Regions from separate parts of the Homo sapiens genome. Here regions 2 and 3 are each linked to region 1. The links are chromatin loops, found by intact Hi-C in ENCODE. Cell type or tissue: OCI-LY7. All regions are shown on one strand. Links, peaks and the distances in the headings refer to the core of each region. The heading gives the core; the rest is flanking DNA.

Region 1 (6,185 bases), core at 1,450-5,449:
TTAACACAGTGTATAAAACTATTTCTTAACTTTTCAAAGGTATTGCTCTCCTACCAACTAGTCTATAACCAGATGAAGGCTCTAAAAATAGCCTCAGCGTTTTTTTTTTTTTCCCACTAAAGTGCCCTGCAACTAAGACTTTGGGTGTGAGTTGTACTACTCACAGAACCCTTGATCTCAGGGTAAGAAGAATTCTCCAGAGGTCTTCTGGACAGTTCCTTGCCTTCATGCCGAAAAGAGCTCATTACCCCATTTCACAGATGGGTCAAGTGAGGCCCAGGAAATTAGAGTGATCTGAACTCAGTCACACACAGGTCTCCACACAAACATGTCAAGCTTTTAAGTACTGACTGAGTAGAATTCTTTTTCTATTAATAGTTCATCTGGGTGACTTAAGACAACCAGAGTTCTCTCTCCAGGTCTTGGCTCACCAATCTCTAAGAAAAGAAGGCTGAAATCCCATCATTTCTGGTCTGAGGCTGTAGAAAGAGAGAAATGCCTCAGATGTCAATAAATTATTAAGTTACTTAATTGATTAGTAACTTCGAACAAGATATTTTGTGTGACTAAGCCTCCATTTCCCTATTTACAAATTAGGAAGGATAATATTGTGAGAATTAAGGAATCCAGTTGATTCAGTTAAATAATCATCTGAGTCCCTACTTTGTGTCTCATCTATGTCAGATGGTAGGAAAATGTGGGTGTATTCAGTGCTCCTGCCCTGTGGGGGACTCACAGGCTTTCACCCTTTTCCAGGGAAAATGTTGTTGCTGAATAGAAAATGTAGAAACTGGAAGGAATATTTAAGATCTCATGCCCTATTTAGACTATTTAAATTCATAAGACATGGAAAGTCAGCAGAGATTTCAGATAAGAGAAATGAAATACAATTGCTATATCATCTATGAAGAGGAAAGAATTCCCTGTAATTAAATATCAAAACACTGAGCTTGGGATATGAGAAGGGGCAGAGAGTGTTAATCACAAACAAATTAGTGAGATAAATTGCAGGGTATCTGCTTCCTAAAGGCTTTAGAAAGTTATTGAGGCTGATAATTACAGAAATTCTATGGGTTTTCATTCCTACTTGAAGGGTAGACCAAAGAAATAGACACCTAGACATATCAGCCTGATCCCAATGTTCTCAGGTACCAGAGATTTAATGTTAATGAAAGAAAAAAAAAAAGTTGTAGACAGCATCTAGTTCAATAACCTCATTTTACAGATAAAAGAATAGACAGGAATAGAGAAACATGTCTGGGATGATAAAACAATTAAAAAGCAGATAGGACATCCAAGGGATATTCTAAGTCATTTCTCCATTAGAAAATCCTCACATCATTTCACACGATTTTATGGTATCAGTCCAAAAATAAAGTAAAAAACTTTGAAAATACATTTCAACAATTACAGTCAAGAAACAGAAATTTTTCCTTTTCCTGATAAAATAAAAAGCATTCACAGACAAATGAAAACAGTGAGGGTAGTACAATATATTCATCATTATTTTGTTTTTTGTGAAAGCAGGGCTGGGCTGGGTGTGGTGTCTCACACCTATAATCTTAGCACTTTGGAAGGCCGAGGTGGGAGGATCACCGAGCTCAGTAGTTGGAGAGAGCCTGGGCAACATAGTGAGACCTCGTGTCTACAAAAGAAATAAATAAATAAAAGCAGGGCACACACAAATGCAACGTTATTTTGATCTTAAAAAAAAAAAAGTGTGGGGTTAGAAAAGAGGGAAGCATGCCTTCTATTTTATTAAATTTACTTTGTGGTCTTTATTGCATAGGTGACATTATCATATAAGGTACCTTCTAAGAGGAGGTGAAAAGGCAAAAGGAAGGCAAAGGTGGTGGAATGAAGTTTAGGTCAGCAAACATCTACTGAGAATTTTCTCTGCTAATGGCTCTGGGCCAGGATCTGTGAGGAATAGAATCATAAGAAAATACCATCCCTGCCCACAAACTGTTTAAAAGCAAACAAGCCTGTAATCCCAGCACTTTGGGAGGCCGAGGCAGGCAGATCACGAGGTCAGAAGTTCGAGACCAGCATGACCAACATGATGAAACCCTGTCTCTATGAAAAATACAAAAATTAGTCAGGCGTAGTGGCGGGTGCCTGTAATCCCAGCTACTTGGGAGGCTGAGGCAGGAGAATTGCTTGAACCCGGGAGGCAGAGGTTGCAGTGAGCCAAGATTGTGTCACTGCACTCCAGCCTGGGTGACAGAGCAAGACTCTGTTTCAAAAGAAAAAAAAGGCGGGGGCAGGGTGGGAAACAAGGCAGAATTATGCTAACAATTTACCCTAATACAAGCCTAGAATGATGAGTGCAAAGAAGAGGACAAAAATCACCACTAACAACGGACCAAGAATGAGACACTAGGTAGCCACCCATTAGACACGGTCCATGCCCTCAAGGAACATATGCCTAGTAAGGAGATACAAAATCATTCATCCATCATTCATTCACTCAGATTCATTGAAAATCTACCATGAACCAGATACCGATGTACATGCTGAGGCTTCAGAAATGAGCAGGACATGGCTGAGTTCACAGTTCAGGGCAGACAACAAACACATAATGCTGAGTAGACACCAGGCAGTGTGATTAAGCCAAAGGAGATGTGTTTTAAAAGCCTAGGTTACTCAGAGAGAGAGGGGTAGATTATCAGAGATGACACGGAAAAGGCACCTCTACAACAAACAATCATACTTTTGACTCTAATACAATGGAGAATGAATAAAGCGTCTAATAGAGAAGAGTGCCACACACAGTGAGAAAGTCCCTAGGGAGTATTCTGACCAAAGTCTTGGTCTTGAAGGAGAGGCATAGTCTTCTAATTGCTTTGATGAATCACAGACCAAACAGTGATTCAGCTCTGAAAGAAACCTTAGAGATGGGCATTCCAAGGTCTCATGGGGTTAGTAGCAGAAGCAGGACTGGAACCCAGAACCCAAGTTGGACCACTAGACTGGTGCCTCTCCCTAAGCCCACTCTGCCTCTTCCATGTCTGTGAATGAGCTTACCACTCCTAGCTATGCAAAACTGCATAGAACCATTTCAGCAAGAGGCTCAGGTAGCATTAAAGAAGTTCCCACCTCAACGATGTCAATTTTTTGTTACTGTTGTCTTGAGGAAGCATGTTTGCTTTTAAACGCTCCCAAATTAAAAGCCATTCTCAGCCTTCCTACAATTGTATGTGCGCTGGGCGCAGTGGCTCACTTCTATAATCCCAGAACTTTGGCAGGCCGAGGCAGGCAGATATCTTAAGGCCAGGAGTTCGAGACCAGCCTGCACAACACGGTGAAACCCCACCTCTACTAAAAATACAAAAATTAGCCGGGCGTGGTGACGGGCACCTGTAAGCTACTCAGGAGGCTGAGGCAGGAGAATCGCTTGAACCCGGGAAGTGGAGGTTGTGGTGAGCAGAGATTGTGCCTCTACTCTCCAGCCTGCGCGACAGAGCGAGACTCTGTCTCAAAAAAATAAAAATTTTAAAAATAAAATAATTAATTAAAAAAAAAGATGTGGACCTGAACTCAGATTAGTGTCAGAGTGAACTTTCTAGTTAGCCTCCTCTTTCCACAGTGAAGAAATTACACCCAGAGAGACTGAGGTTAGTCACCCTGTCCAATCACAGCACCAGTTACACAGCACCTGAACTCAGAAGGGTCTAGCACCTTTTGCTCAGTGCTGCCAGTGTGGTGGTCTATGGCCTCATTCTCATAGCCTGCAAGTGATAGACCCCAGGACAGCAAGAATCATGCCAAAAGGATAACATCAATTAGCCTGTGTATTGTAGAAACAGATCACGAGATTTTAGAACGTAAAGAAAGAGAAAAAGAAACGATTTATTTCGCAGCTTTCCGTGCAAGCTTTTCAAAGGCCCTTCCCAGATCCGGCCTTCTGAGACACCACCCCAAGCCCCCGGAGGTTTGTTCTCTACTTAAATTGCCCCAAACTATGCTGTTTTCCTATCAATACTCAACAGCAAAGATGGAAAAGAATTGCCAATTTCTTGTGAATCCTGAAGATTTCCTTTATGAGTCATGGGAAACTAAAATAACCTGAGGGGTAGGGGGAACGGTAGAAACAGTTTTAAATCGGTTCTCACTAGTTTGTTTTACAGTGTGGTATAACTCCTGAGAACAGAAAAAATCAAGTTTCTAGAGTTGTTGTAAAAATAGGAGTTTTTGTCAGGTTGTGTCAGCTGTCACTGTGGCATTTCTTATTAGTATTTTTCTGTCTTTTTTTTGTTATATTAATTATAGTTTGATCACTGTAAGAGCTATTTTGAATCTATGGGACTTTCCTAACCAGATTGTTTTGGCATTTTAAAGTTACTCACATTCAGGGCCTAAACAATATAGCAAGTATCTTTTCTTCCTCTCTTTTTTATACTCAAATTCTGAACAAAGGAACCATCTGTTCTCTCTCTGAAAACATCAGCCCTTGTTTTCATTTTTCATTAATCATAATGCCTCAAACTTACATAATCTCTTTCTCCAACTTGCTTATTAAAGCATTTTGTAGACATCGCCTCATTCGTCTTCAATATCATCCCCTACAAACTAAGGAGAAAGGGGAAATGTTTGCTAATTTTCACTTAGGTAAGTGATTATCAGATGTTTAATGAATTTTGCATGAATGATGGCATGTTAGCCTCAGAAGGGACCTTGATGATCACCTGGCCCAGTTCTGGCTCTTGCATTTGTAAAATGAAGACCCAGAAAGGAGAAGTGATTTCACATTCTATTTGTGTACCTAACTCTCTACTCCTGACTGTAAGTGGTGAGGGTAAGAACCGTGTCTTTCACAGTTTTGTATCTCCAGTACCTGGTGTGTATTTGTTGAATGGATGAAAATGCTTGCAAATAGTCACACAGGTGGCTATGACAGAGCTGGGGTCAGAGCTCTACTCTCCTGCCTTCCCATTCAATGTGTGTGGTTTTTTTTTCCTTCTTCTTTTCCTTCTCTCTCTCTCTCTCTGTCTCTCTCTTTCTTTTTATAATACAATATAGACCTGAATGCAAGAAGAATCAAGCAGAGACACAACTAAAAAGGTGATGAGGATGGAGAGGATAAAAAGCAGGCTTTTACCTATAAGTTAGAAATAGGTTGAACAAACCCAGTAGAAATCAAGTTTAGCCATTAGCCATGCTAAAAAATAACCCATGTTAAGGCTGAGTGTCTAAAAGCTCTGCATTCCTTATGTGTGCCATATATTTAAGGATTTAGTGGATTCCTTAAACATTACCCAACTGAGGAAATGATCTGTCTTAACGCCAAAGGACAGCATGCCTCCTTAACACCTATTAGCCCAAAAAAAGCACATCATCCACCCTGCGATTTGGCCTCATCACTCACTGTAACTCAAGAGGACATACAGCGTCAGAATCATGAAATCTACCAGCCCAAAGTTTTCCAATGAGCAGAGGTCACTGGAATAAAGACCTTTATTCCATATGCCTAGCTGGAAGTCAGAAATTCATTTGACATGTTTCTTCTTATTTTCAGAATGTCCTACTCCCCACCATTACTCTTTGAAGTTATAGGGAAAATAAACTCTTTCTAGAAAAACAAGTTAAATTTTCAATTCTATCATCTGAAATTACGTATATAGTAGTAGTTATAACAAAGTCAACGACTCTCTGAAGATTCTTTAAAAATAGGTTGTCCATGTAGATGAGAAAGCTGTAGGTCTGAAGAGAGAAGGAAATCTTTTATTTTTCAGTAAAAGAAAAAAAGAAAAGAAATCAGAGGGCCAAGGAGAACTCAAGTATATTATAACACGGTCTCACATGAAGTACATCAGTTACAGATACAAGCAGGAAACAAATTAGCTTCAAAATAAAAACAAATCAACATAAATGAACCTTCAAACAACTCTGATGACTTTTTCTCCCCCAAAGGGAAAGATGAAAGGAGATTAGAAGGAAGAGAAGAGAAAAAGATGAGGAACGAGTAGGGAGATGCTTAAATCCCTAACACAGCATGTCTCACACAAACACAGCAGGCTGCCGAGGGTGTCTGGGGCTGTCCAGCACACAGCGGACAGGCGTTTATACCCAGTCATGCAGGATCAGCTGGAGAAACGTACAGCATGTACTTCAGGGCAAACAGCTGCAGAGAGGCCTGCGCAGATAACAGCAGGTTGGATTCATGCTATATCAGTAGTTCTATC
Region 2 (6,185 bases), core at 1,047-5,046, 510 kb before region 1:
GTCAGAAATGCCTGCTTTCCACCACATGCCTACTACCTAATCACCCTTCCTTTCAAAGGCTATTGCAATGGCTTCCTGATTGTTCTGATATCTCTGATTTACCTCCTCTTACCAACAGAAAGACTTTACAGAAGTCTTAATAATGGAGCTAATCTGAAGAGTTAGAATTTTAACAAGTCATTTTTGGGGATGGCATGGGTGAATAGTGGCATTCCAGGGAAATCTACAGGTTGAACAAGAGAAGTGGCATAGCGTGATATGGGTTTTCTTTTCTTTGTTTTTTTTTTTTTTTTTTTTTTTTTTTTTTTTTTTTTTTTTTTTTTTTTTTTTTTTGTGACAGGATCTCACTCTGTTGCCCAGGCTGGAGGGCAGTAGTGCGATCATGGTTCACTACACCCTTGAACTCCTGGGCTCAAGTGATCCTCCTCCCTCAGCCCTTGCCACCAGTAGCTGGGACTATAGGCACACGCCACCAAGCCCAGCTAATTTTTAATATTTTCCTGTACAGATAGGGTCTTGCTGTGCTTCCCAGGCTGGTCTCAAGCTCCTGGGATCATGCAACCCTCCAACCTTGGCCTCCTGAGGTGCCGGGATTATAGTCATGAACCACTGCACCAGGCTGGGTTGTCATATTTATTTTCTCTTTTGGTAATATGAATTTGTTTCTTTCATGATGGCAAAATAAACTTTTTATTTAAAATGTTTTTCCTGTGATCACCACACAACTGATAAAAATAAGCCACAGACCCTCTTTTGCAAGCAGTGCTTGTTTTGAGGCAGGACCAAAGCTGTCCACAGCCATTTTGGGAGTTGATGCATGGTGACTGAGCATGACATACTCCCAAACTTTCCCATTATTCACCATCAAATGTAAAGTATTAAATATGTGCAGATGTAAAGCCAGGTCACATTTTTCTTTATGTCTTCCTTGCTACTTGAATTATAATAGACATTTTAAGCACAAGCAAAATTAATATTGTACCTTTAAATATGATAATGAACTGAAGCTCTATATGCCAATTGTATGATATATCAGCATTCCCATTAAGCACATTCTTCGATATATTCTGCAAAAAGTCTTGGTTCTAAAAGTTGAATCAATAAGATTATATAAGGGTAGTGAAATGATGGCAACATATTCCTAGAAACAAAACCTGCTCCAGTTTATCCTACATATGGCTACTGAAGTTATTTTCCTGAAGCACAGTTTCCATTAAGCTGATTTAAAAATTATCTTCCACTGAAGGCCCAAAAAGATAACAGAATGAGTTTGCATTCTTTATATGACAGGCCCATATGATGTTAACTGAAGGCTCTAGGATGGTGGCATTTTCTTATCACCAAAGCTTTTATTTCATGGACTCTGTAGTATTGATGCATGTAATAATAGACAACTTGTTTCTTAAACTGCTTATACTCTAGGACAGTGACTCTCAATCTTGCCTGTATATTGCAATCATCTGGGAAACTTAAAAAAAAAAATATTGATCCCTGGTTCCCAACTCCAAAGATTCTGATTTCATTGGTCTGGAGGTGGGATATTACAGGAGAGAAACTTTTAAAACTCTCCAGGTGATTCTATGTTGAGTCAAGTCAAACTCAGTGTTCTGGGGGTGCCTATTTCTGTCCTGCTTGTCAGAAGAAAAGCTGACAAGTATCGCCCAAACAGGTTTCGTCCGCATGCAAAACAGTTTGGGGACAGACTGCTCAACCACGAGTTGGCTGAAAAAAAGAAATTCCTAACGCATCATAATACATGTTGTTTTTCACCAGAGAGAGTATTCTCCCTAATGCTATCTTTATATTTTAGTTTGAAAAGTTTGCAATGGCTTTCCATCCATTGAAAATATACATGAGCAGAATCAGCTAAATTTTCTCATAAAATATTTTGGTAGCATTGAGCCAGAGAAAGTGGTTTACTTATATTAATTGGAAGCACTGCGATAGAACAGGCTTCTTTTGGGTTGCCGATGAATTTATCATATGGCTCTTCTGTAGCCTTAGACAATATAGAATCCACAAAGAATGTCAACTGTTAGCCATGTAAAGTAAGATATCACATATCACATCATACATCAAACTGAGTTCTCACTATTTTCTTGGGACTCTGTCTTTACATAATGTAGCAATATGCAATCTCCTATGGTTATTGCCATTTAGCTCTGTGAATACAAGAGTTTTTATCATATCTTAAAAGCTGGACTGTAGGACACATGTAGTTCTGTCACTGTGCTTGTGTATATCTGATTCTATAGAGAGGCTTGAAGGTTCAACAGGTACGTGGCTAGTGGGGGAAAGGTGGCTCCAATGTCTGTTTCCCTCTCTCTTGTTTTTCCCTCTACAAATACATATACACACTCACACACACCCACACTCAAACACTCGCAACAAGAAAAGGATCAATGACTGCCACTAGGATGAGTGGTAGACACAAAACAGTTTCGGAGACAGTCACATTAAGAAACATTTTAACATCTTAGTCCAAAAAGAGAAATTAAGGTAAAGTAAAAAAAAACAAAAAACAAAACACACACACACACACACACACACACACACACACACGCACACAACAAGCCAAAACCCCAAGGTTGTCAGGGAGAGGAGTTCAGGAATGAGTGGATAAAGGCCTGGGCAGCAAACCAGATGAGATGAAGTGAAGGCTGAGTGATCTCCTGGCAAGGGGAAGTTGTTATAAAGTCTAACCACGATGTGATTCATTTATAGACAGAGATTTGCTTAGCTTAGACCTTCAGGTGAGGTGGTAAATTAGGAGGGGGAGTCCCACAGAAGGTTGCAAAAGCAAGCATGTTTCGCTGATGTAAATATATGTATTGTGAAGGAAACTAACAAAAAATAGAAAATTATTGTGCATTTTTATCTGTGCTCAGCACTGTCCTAAGCATTTCACATACATTTTTTCATTTAGTCCTACCAACCAATTATTCTCCTTTTTAGATAAGAAACCTGATGTTCCATCACCTGGCCAAAGTCTCAAAGGCAGAATGTAGTGTGGCTGAGACTGGAACCAGGTCTGACTTGTAAAGCCCATTTTCTCAATCAGCACATGTTTCTATGTATACAATTCAATCATAACTCTGACCTATATCAGTATTGTTTAGGAGCAGAACCCATTAACACCTGCAGGGAAAGAGGAAGGGCCAGTCCAGCATCACTTCTCCATCCCCACAAGCCTCAGGGGATCTTAGTGAAAGTCATGATCTACCACAGGTGGCGAATCAGGACAGGTGATGGTCCTCCACTGCAGCTCTTGGGTGTTGACCCTTCAACTCTAGCTTTCCATCAGGAATGTGAGTTTGAGAACCACTGCTGTAACAAGGACTGTATGCTTCTGTGTTCCACCAAGAGTAGTTTGTCCCGGGGTATTGGAATGCAGTGATGGCTAGTGCCAAATCTCCCAGGAGATATATTCTAGGAAACTGGAACTTTAATATGAGGCGGAGAGGGGCAGAAAGTTGGGCAACATATACCCTATTCCCAACCTTGATGAAACTAATAGCATCTATACACATAGTAGTCATGACAGTAACTTTTTGATAACAACTTCCACTCTCAGGAAAAGTAGCAAAAACAAAACAAAAATACCATCACCACCACCACAACAAACAAAACAAAAAACAACCCTGTTTTGCATTTTCGAGTATAATACATGGTTATCTTTTGAACAGTTAGATGTAACATGGTGTAAAGAAAATCAGATATGCAATTCTTGCCTTTGTTACTAGCTATTGGCAGCCTAGACAAGTTTCCTAAATTTTCTGAGCCCGAATTTCCTTGTCTTCAAAACAAGCAGCTGAGTAGACGCACTCACTAGATAAGTGGTCTTAGTTGAGTCACTTATCCAGCCATTCTGTCAATCCCTCAACAAATGCACTTGGTGAGTTTCTATTTGCTGTCAAGCACTGCAGTAACCTTTTCTAGGCTTCTCTAAGAGGGAGATGATCATAACTGCCTTAAATACTTGGCTATGAAATTCGGAGGAGGTAACATCTAGAAGGTGTCCAGCATGAGACCTACTTCTTTCTCCTTTAAACTATAGGAAGTATATAGTTCAACTTCAAAATAAAGAGCTCATAACAACTAGAACAGAAAGGCACATGCTTTGGACTGTTCTCTAAAGATGACAGTCAATGAGTGGAAAATAGAGGTCCCTATGTCTCTGAGGCAGTTGGTTAAGATTTATATTTATCAATATTTTACTGATGGAATTTTTCGGTAGAAATTTCAATCCTAATCCTAATCCTACAAAAATTTGTAGACCCCGGGGTGATGATAATAGTCAATATTTATTCAGCGCTTTTTATGGACCAGGTGTTAAGTATTTAATTGTATTATCTCATGTAGTCACCCCAACAACTCTATGATGTAGGTTCTATCATTATCTCCATAACAGTTGATGAAAAGGCAGCATAAAGAGATTATGTGCCTTGCCCACAACCACAGAGTTAAATATTGAAGCTGGAATTGGGGCTTAGGCAGTCTGACTTTACATCTGTCCACTTAACCAGTTTTCTAAACTGACTTACTACTTTAAAAGTCCACAATTCCTAAAATTATCTGGCCAGGCAGGAAACTTGATTAAATCACAGAACATTCCTGACAGAAACAGTAGTATTTCTTTTGGCCAAAGCAAGATTTCTCTTTAAGTTAATTTTTACACATGGACATTTTCACATTCTCCGTCTTAATTTTTTAACCAGTCTTCTATATTTAGAATTCATTTCATGATTGATCTGCTAACAGAAAAATCAATATTTACTAGTACAGTTAGAACCGCTATTGCAACAATTATTTTTGCCTTATGGTTTGAATCTGCTCCGTGATCTCTCCCGTGGGAATCTGCATTTCCCTTAGGTCCACTCAAAGGGTAAATCTGCCCAGGTACTTTTAGCTTTTGTGGTAGGAAATCTCCAAATTTATTCTGGTTATTTGAGACCAAACCTGATAATAAGGGAACCCAAAGGGGTTTTTCTAAAGCTACTGTATTTCAGCAGCCAGCAACAGAATAATCTTCCCTCTGTGAAGTCATCAAGCATCCCTTATATTTGTCTAGTGCTTTATCTTATTTATCAATGCATTTGATCCCTCAATAATATTTGGAGGCAGCAAAGCAAGGGTTATAATCACTCTCATTTTAACGATGAAAATACTAAAACTTAAAAAGGCTTAGAGGCCTACAGAACTTAAGAGTTCAATGTGTGACTTAAGACCATGTAAAGTTAGATCAGATCCAACAAACAGAGCTCAGGCAGAAGACTATGTTGCAAATGAGGTGGAATCCATGTACATAACATGTAATAGTCATATTGACACCAAGACATAAATGGGAGCCACAGTTTGCAGATGGAGAACTATGACTCATTTTGTAAAGAACATTAGGTTTTCTCCAGTGTCCCTCTTACCTTCTTGTTTCACAAAAGAAGAAAGCAGACAAAAAAGAGTGTTAACCTGGACAAGATTCTCTGGATAGTAAACTTTTTTTTTTATTTTTTGAGATGGAGTCTCACTCGGTTGCCCAGGTTGGAGTGCAGTGGTGCGATCTTGGCTCACTGCAACCTCTGCCTCCCAGGTTCAAGCAATTCTCTGGCCCCAGCCTCCTGAGTAGCTGGGATTACAGGTGTGTGCCACCATGGCTGGCTAATTTTTTGATATTTGTAGTAGAGATGGGGTTTCACCATGTTGGCCAGGCTAGTCTCAAACTCCTGACATCAGGTGATCCACCCATCTCGGCCTCCCAAAGTGCTGGAATTACAAGTGTGAACCACCACACCTGGCTTGGATAGTAAACCAATATGCAAAGGAATGAGTATTTCTCCAATGATCATATTACCCTTTCCATTTTAGAAAAGATGTGTGCTATGATTTGAATTGGTTCCCTCCAAAATTCAGCAGTAGATATTGTGATTTTATTAAAAAGTGTTGATCAGGCCATACGGGCTTCTCTGTCATGAATGGGATAAAGCCCTTTGTGAAAGAGGCTTCATGCGGCATTCTGCTGGCTTGCTCTTCCACTGTCTGCCATGTGAGGAGGTAGCACAAAGCACCATCCTGGAAACAGAGAGTAGCCCTCACCAGAAAACCAAGCCTGCTGGTGCCTTGATCTTGGACTTACCAGCCTCTAGAACCGTGATAAAATAAATTTTCATTCTTTATAAATTACCCAGTCT
Region 3 (6,185 bases), core at 1,047-5,046, 150 kb before region 1:
CAAGGTTGCCTTATAAATGCACCTCAGTATCTGGCCAGGATGGTCCCAGTTGCTCATTCTGCTTGTTTTGGAAATTTCTTTTACCTATTTTGCCTGTTTATTGTCAAGACAATTTAGAAATTTTTGGTTAAAATTCAAGAATAACTGACCTGTGAGTTGTACTGTGATTGCATGAAATGTAGGGAAAACAACGGTTTAACAACCTCTATGTTTCCTTTTAAGAATAAGCCTATTTAGTTTGTTATAAAGAAACCATTTTACATTAATTCTCATTGCAAAACTTGTATTTGGCTGGTGAGGAGGAAAGTGGGGTCAAAACAGTGCAGCGAGGGAGCAACAGCATAGAAGGTAGGCAAGCTTTTTTAAGACAGAACTCCCCCCAGACATGGTAAGCACTGATATGTTATAATATCGCATGTCTCCATGTAGTACTTTCCAAGATGTTTGAAACCAAAACAGTTTAGAATACTCTCCCACCTCAGGGTCTTCCCTCCTTACAGCATTTTTCTGATAAATAGGAATTCCCCCTTAGGGATTCCCTAAAGTAAAACTGTTGCAGTCCATTCTGTTATATAATTAACTACACTGACAAGTAGAGATGTAATAGAACGTAATTGTTACTCTGGTTCCAACTTAATATCTACTACACACAAAGCCTTATGGAAGACATGCCCGAAATATGAAAACCATCACCCTTAATGTGGTGGATATGGTAGATCGACACTCAAACTTCCCATATTGCACAGGCTGTCTTGCAGGTAAGGTTTGATTGCAAAAGAAATTCTGCCAAAATATATGTAATTGGCTTGATATTTGAAAGGCAAAAGTAAGATGGAAGACATGTTTCTGCTGTTTGCCCTGTTTTCTGTTAGAAGAATGGTGACACAGACATGGGGTTTTTCAGCATCTGTGTTCTCATATTGAGTCTTCAGCTTGGTGGCTGTCAAAAAGCAGCCGTGACAAAAAGAGTAAGTAGCTGGACTCATGTCTCAGTGTCCAGCTACCATCATTCTGACTATGGCTTTTGATCTCTGTTTCACAAGTTTTGTGATGTATCACTGAACTCAGTAATTCCCATGGTGGCTTCACCATTTTTGTCTTGCTTGATTGTAGAAAATGGAATAATTTTGTGCAGTTTTGTGATTCATTTCTGGAGACAGCCTCGATTCTGCTCCATGCAGTCCATCTAATTACTTCTGTGAAACACCCTGTATTAAGTACCTTCCACTTAAAATATCTAAAGTGGTTTGTTTCCTATAGTGAATCCTGACTGAAACTCCCTCAAGATCCTTACAAACTCCCTCAAGATCCTTATGGGCAATAATGATATTTTATCAACAACAGACAGGTTCAAATTCATCAAGCAAATAAATCCTGAGTGCCTATGCAAAGCACTTGGATCACCTCTAGAAGAGCCGTGCACAGAGCACACCCAGTGCCGTCCCTCTCAAAGCTCCCAGTCCAGGGGGAAGAGGCATGCTACAACTCCAGAAGTACTGAGTGATATGGAGGAAGCCAGCAGAAAGCCGAATCTAGTCTGATCTCCGCACGCTAGCCTCAGCTCTATCACTCACCAGCCCTGTTTTCTAACCCAGGGGGCTAGATGAATGAAAGTCCCTTTCTCTCCAACATTCCACACCTCCACAGATGAGTCTTTGTACTCATGAGGGAATTTACTTGGATTTAAGTCCTAACAAGACTTCCTAAATCTTCAGTTCCCTAAATCTGAAGGTCAGAACACAAAGGTCACATAACACACATGCCCGATACAGTTTAAAAGGGAATAGGAATCTGTGACCCCGAAGTATTCTGTGGCAGCCTACAACTAGAAAGCCTCGAGGAGAAAAATCCAAAATTGTGGTTGCAGTACTTGTTAAGAACAGCAGAGAACAAACAGTGTCTTCAGGGTCTCTCTCTTCTTGGAAAATTTCTGCCTCCATGTCTGACAAGAAGGAAGATTATTTACAGACACTGGTTTCTCTTAAAGTACTCAGACCAATAGGTATAGTAAAAGAAATATTAGGCAAATGCAGTAATGCTTAGATCTCTCAAGAAAAGCCACTAATTTCCTTATGTGTCAGACAAGAAAATCTTTGAAACTCATAAATGAGAAGGAGTTTTTGTAGACGGAAAGAAAAACAGCAAGAGAGATCTAGTAAGACGTCTAAACCCAGTTCTGGCACCCGGTCCAGCAGTGGCTGCAGGCCAGGGCCTTCCAGGCCTCACTGAGCCTTAATTTCCTCACCTGTAAAATGGAGACAACAATCCTGCCTAGCTTATCCCATGGGTGTTTATGCTGATCAAGTGAAATACTAAACGTAAGAGCATTTTGTAAATAGCAGAGTGATATACATGTGAAGGAAGACTATTAATAAAGGAATTTCAAAGGAAAGCTATAAATAGTACTTTTTAAAGCCCAGGCAGCAAAAGAAAATGTAAATATAGCAGTGATTTTACAATTTTGTGATCTAGAGGAAGAAATGGTGATCAGAATTGTGACAAACAATGATGTCCAAAAGAGAAGAGAAACCAGCTCGGCTCTGTCATAATTGTCTCAGTTCCTGTACCACACACAACAATGGAAAGATTGCAGGGAGGGGCAGGAGCAGGCCTGTGACTGTGGCACACCAAAGACACGGAGACACAGCTCCAAGAAAATGACGCTTCTACCTCTGTAATAATAACAGTCAGAATCTCATGCTGTGGGTCCTCTATGGATCTGAAAGTGGCTTATGCAAGTGACTTTACCACTTTCTCAGTTTTATCTCTTGGAAGGAACACAATTGGACAGAGTGAGGCCAAACTCCAGGTTTGCTCACCTGGATGAACAGAAATGCAAAGGCAGATCTCACCCACAGTTAGATTTCAGGACCCAGAGGGGATAGGCAGGTTCAGACAAGATTCAGGCAACAACTCACCCAGATTTCTTTCTTTTTTTCTTTTCTTTTTTTTTTTGAGACGGAGTCCCATTTTTTTTTTTTTTTTTTTGAGACGGAGTCCCACTCTGTTGCCCAGACTAGAGTACAGTGGCACAATCTTGGCTCACTGCAACCTCTGCCTCCCGGGTTCAAGTGATTCTCCTGCCTCAGCCTCCTGAGTAGCCAGGATTATAGGCTCCTGCCACCACACCTGGCTAACTTTAGTATTTTTAGTACAGATGGCGTTTCGCCACATTGGCCAGGCTGGTCTCGAACTCCTGACCTCAGGTGATCCACCCACCTTGGCCTCCCAAAGTGCTGGGATTACAGACGTGAGCCACCACGCCCAGTCTCAGATTTCTAAGAGACCATGGAGGGAAACTAAGCAGGAGGTCAAGCACAGCCAAAACTGCTCAGTGCCCTCCATCCTCAATCCACTGTCAAGCGGTCAGGTTAGCAGACAAGTAGAACTGAGCCAAAAGTCAAGTCCCAGGCCCTTGGGCACAAAGGCACAGGAGAAGTTCTAGTTCTGAAGCAAACCAGTGACCTATTAGTCTGTACTGGGGTGTAGATATCACAAAGCTCTCCAGGGTATTGGGACATCAGGTGACAGAGAGGTGAAATAAGTGAGATAAATTAACTCTACCTATAATTCACATAAAAAGAGACATCAGTGGCACACAAATATACCAAACACACACACACACATACGCACACACATACATACACACACACAACTTAAATAATAATCAGGGAAATATAAATTAAAATAGCCATGAAATGCTTTTTCAAACAGTTTGCCAAAAAAATGAAAGATTCATAAAATTCACCATGGGACACGATTTGTCAGGAAATTAACATTCACAATATTATGACTCTTCCTATAAACCTACATATTCTCTATTTGTTTATATATGAGACATATTACATATTGTCTATTGATGCTTTTGCAGCACAAAGAGTTGAGGACCTGTGACAGAGACCATCTGGCCTACAAAGCCTAAAATATTTACTACTTGGCCCTTTACAGAAAAAGTTTGAGGACCTCAGGTGTAAACTTAAAAGTTACTGCTTTCAGTTACTACAGATATAACAAATTTCTTCTTTGCCTGAAGACTTTTGCAAGTTTTATTTTTTAACATGACCACTAATTTATATCAGGGTTTATTGTGAAACATACTCATGATGTAAGTTTTTCATTAACGCTGACCAATTATCCCAATGCCATGAGAATAATCCTTCCTTTTCGGAATGTAGCAAGGTGGTTCTTTTATTGCCAATTAATTCCACGTGCAGTTGCCTTATGTCTGGGTGGGTTCTGTTACTGCTTTGACCTCCCATCTATTCCAGCACCACCTCCTCCTTCAATCAGAGTTGCCTTATAAATGCACCTCAGCATCTGGCTAGGATGGTCCCAGTTGCTCATTACACTTATTTTGCAGATTTCTTTTACCTATTTTGCCTGTTTATTGTCAAGACAATTTAGAATTTTTTGGTTAAAATTCAAGAATAATTGACCTGAGAGTTGTACTAACTGTGATTGCACGAAATGTAGGGAAAACAACTACTTAACAACCTCTATGTTTCCATTTAGGAATAAGGCATGTCTCAACTTATTCAAACAGTCCTTCATGTGAGTAAAAAATGTTCTAGAACCTTTTATAAGACATGCACAATTGCACAATTCTCACTAAAATGTTTCCTCTTTGATTTGCTGTGAATGGGATCCTAAAGATTGGAAAGTACTCATCTTCAAAGGCAATAAAAAAAAATAACTGGAAATGAGGCATGTGGAAACATATCTAAATTTACAAATAACCAGAGAAATGCTAATACCAAAAAAACAACATATTTAATACTAGCATGATAGGGGAGATGCTGACTCACTCACACATTCCTACTAAAGCTAAAAAAAAAAAAAATCCCTTTCACAAAACAAGTCATCAATAGATAGAAATAACCATAAAAATATTCACCTCTGGGCCGGGCAGGGTGGCTCATGCCTGTAATCCCAGCACTTTGGGAGGCCAAGGCAGGTGAATTACCAGATCAGGAGTTCAAGACCAGCCTTATCAACATGATGAAACCCTGTCTCTAATAAAAATACAAAAATTAGCCGGGTGTGGTGGCGCACACCTGTAATCCCAGCTACTCGGGAGGCTGGCACAAGAAAATTGCTTGAACCCAGGAGGCGGAGGTTGCAGTGAGCTGAGATCATGCCACTGCACTCCAGCATGGGCGACAGGGTGAGACTCTGCCTCAAAAAAAAAAAAAAAAAATTAACCTCTGACCCGTGTGTCTCAACCCTCAGACATCATATATAAGATTATTGAAGAAGTAAGCTACATTTATGCATAAATGTTAATCATCGCAAAATTTTCAAATAATGAAACAATTAAGATATGGCACAATCACTCAATGAAATATTAAAGTTATTAAAATTGTAATCATTCAAGAATATGCAGTGATATGGAAAATGCTTAATGTATGATGTCAAGAGATACACAGCATGATGGGTAATTTATGCTAATAGCTAAAGACTTGAAAGGAATACATAAATATGATCATGATAGATTGCACCTGTATCTGGGTAATAGATTTATGGGTGACTCTATTTTACACCTACATGTTCTGTAGGTGTAAAATTTTACAGTCTACATGTTCTGAACTTGATAGAATGTTGTAACTTCACTTGTACAAGTTTAAGAAGAGGGGACAAATTATTAAGTGCCTTACAGATATAAGGTTTGTAATTTCTTTGTCATTAAAGGCAGGAAAATGAGACTCAACGATAAGAAAAGCCTTTTCCTAAGGCCACAGACTAAGTCACAAGCAGAAATGGGACTAGAACCCAGCTCTCTAGACTTAAGATAGCATATTCTTTTCTACACAGCATTTTGTATCCTTATTTTTCTAAAGGCAAACCAACTTTGGGGTCATTATAATGTCTTCGTACATTATAAATAAGCAGTTGAAAACAGTAATATTTAATTACTCTCTATTACAATAACTGCTTTGAAAACCCTGCAAAATGCTTTGATGGGCTGGAGTTTGAATTAAACTTCTCTTCTGAATATGGCTATTGAACAGAATAATGGGCATCAAAGTATGTCCTTCCTCACAATTTCAGAGCTCAGTTAAAGGTTCATTTAATAGAAGGGGAAAACTGGCTTTGGATGTTTACTTTAGAATATAAAAAGTCTCAGCTTGCATTATTATCATTCTTCGGGGAAAATTCATACAACATTCAGAAGCTAGTAAGAAATA

The links. Hi-C counts contacts between places; a loop is a spot of excess contacts. Peaks named below come from ENCODE experiments on the same cell type or tissue, not always from the same donor. Only the 100,000 strongest peaks of a DNase experiment are listed, where the experiment ranks them.
Region 2: it touches region 1 in a loop (10-fold over the local background); 1 of 110 quality-filtered maps calls a loop at or near these places.
Region 3: it touches region 1 in a loop (2.0-fold over the local background); 1 of 110 quality-filtered maps calls a loop at or near these places.

What each region holds. Positions count from the first base shown.
Region 1 is chr3:188,241,189-188,247,373 of GRCh38, reverse strand. The region is part of intron 2 of LPP (LIM domain containing preferred translocation partner in lipoma); the gene reads right to left. Among named protein-coding and RNA genes, the nearest start is that of FLJ42393, 66 kb to the right of the region's middle. In OCI-LY7, for the core only: a CTCF peak has its summit at 3,748; DNase peaks (open chromatin) are centred at 2,783, 3,683, 4,743 and 5,323; H3K4me3 peaks cover 3,518 bases; H3K27ac peaks cover 4,000 bases.
Region 2 is chr3:188,749,958-188,756,142 of GRCh38, reverse strand. The region is part of intron 8 of LPP (LIM domain containing preferred translocation partner in lipoma); the gene reads right to left. Among named protein-coding and RNA genes, the nearest start is that of MIR28, 64 kb to the right of the region's middle. In OCI-LY7, for the core only: no CTCF peak of the experiment used is centred there; DNase peaks (open chromatin) are centred at 1,652, 2,712 and 3,172; H3K4me3 peaks cover 2,675 bases; H3K27ac peaks cover 3,283 bases.
Region 3 is chr3:188,386,579-188,392,763 of GRCh38, reverse strand. The region is part of intron 3 of LPP (LIM domain containing preferred translocation partner in lipoma); the gene reads right to left. Among named protein-coding and RNA genes, the nearest start is that of LPP-AS1, 180 kb to the left of the region's middle. In OCI-LY7, for the core only: no CTCF peak of the experiment used is centred there; DNase peaks (open chromatin) are centred at 1,863 and 2,573; H3K4me3 peaks cover 1,469 bases; H3K27ac peaks cover 2,437 bases.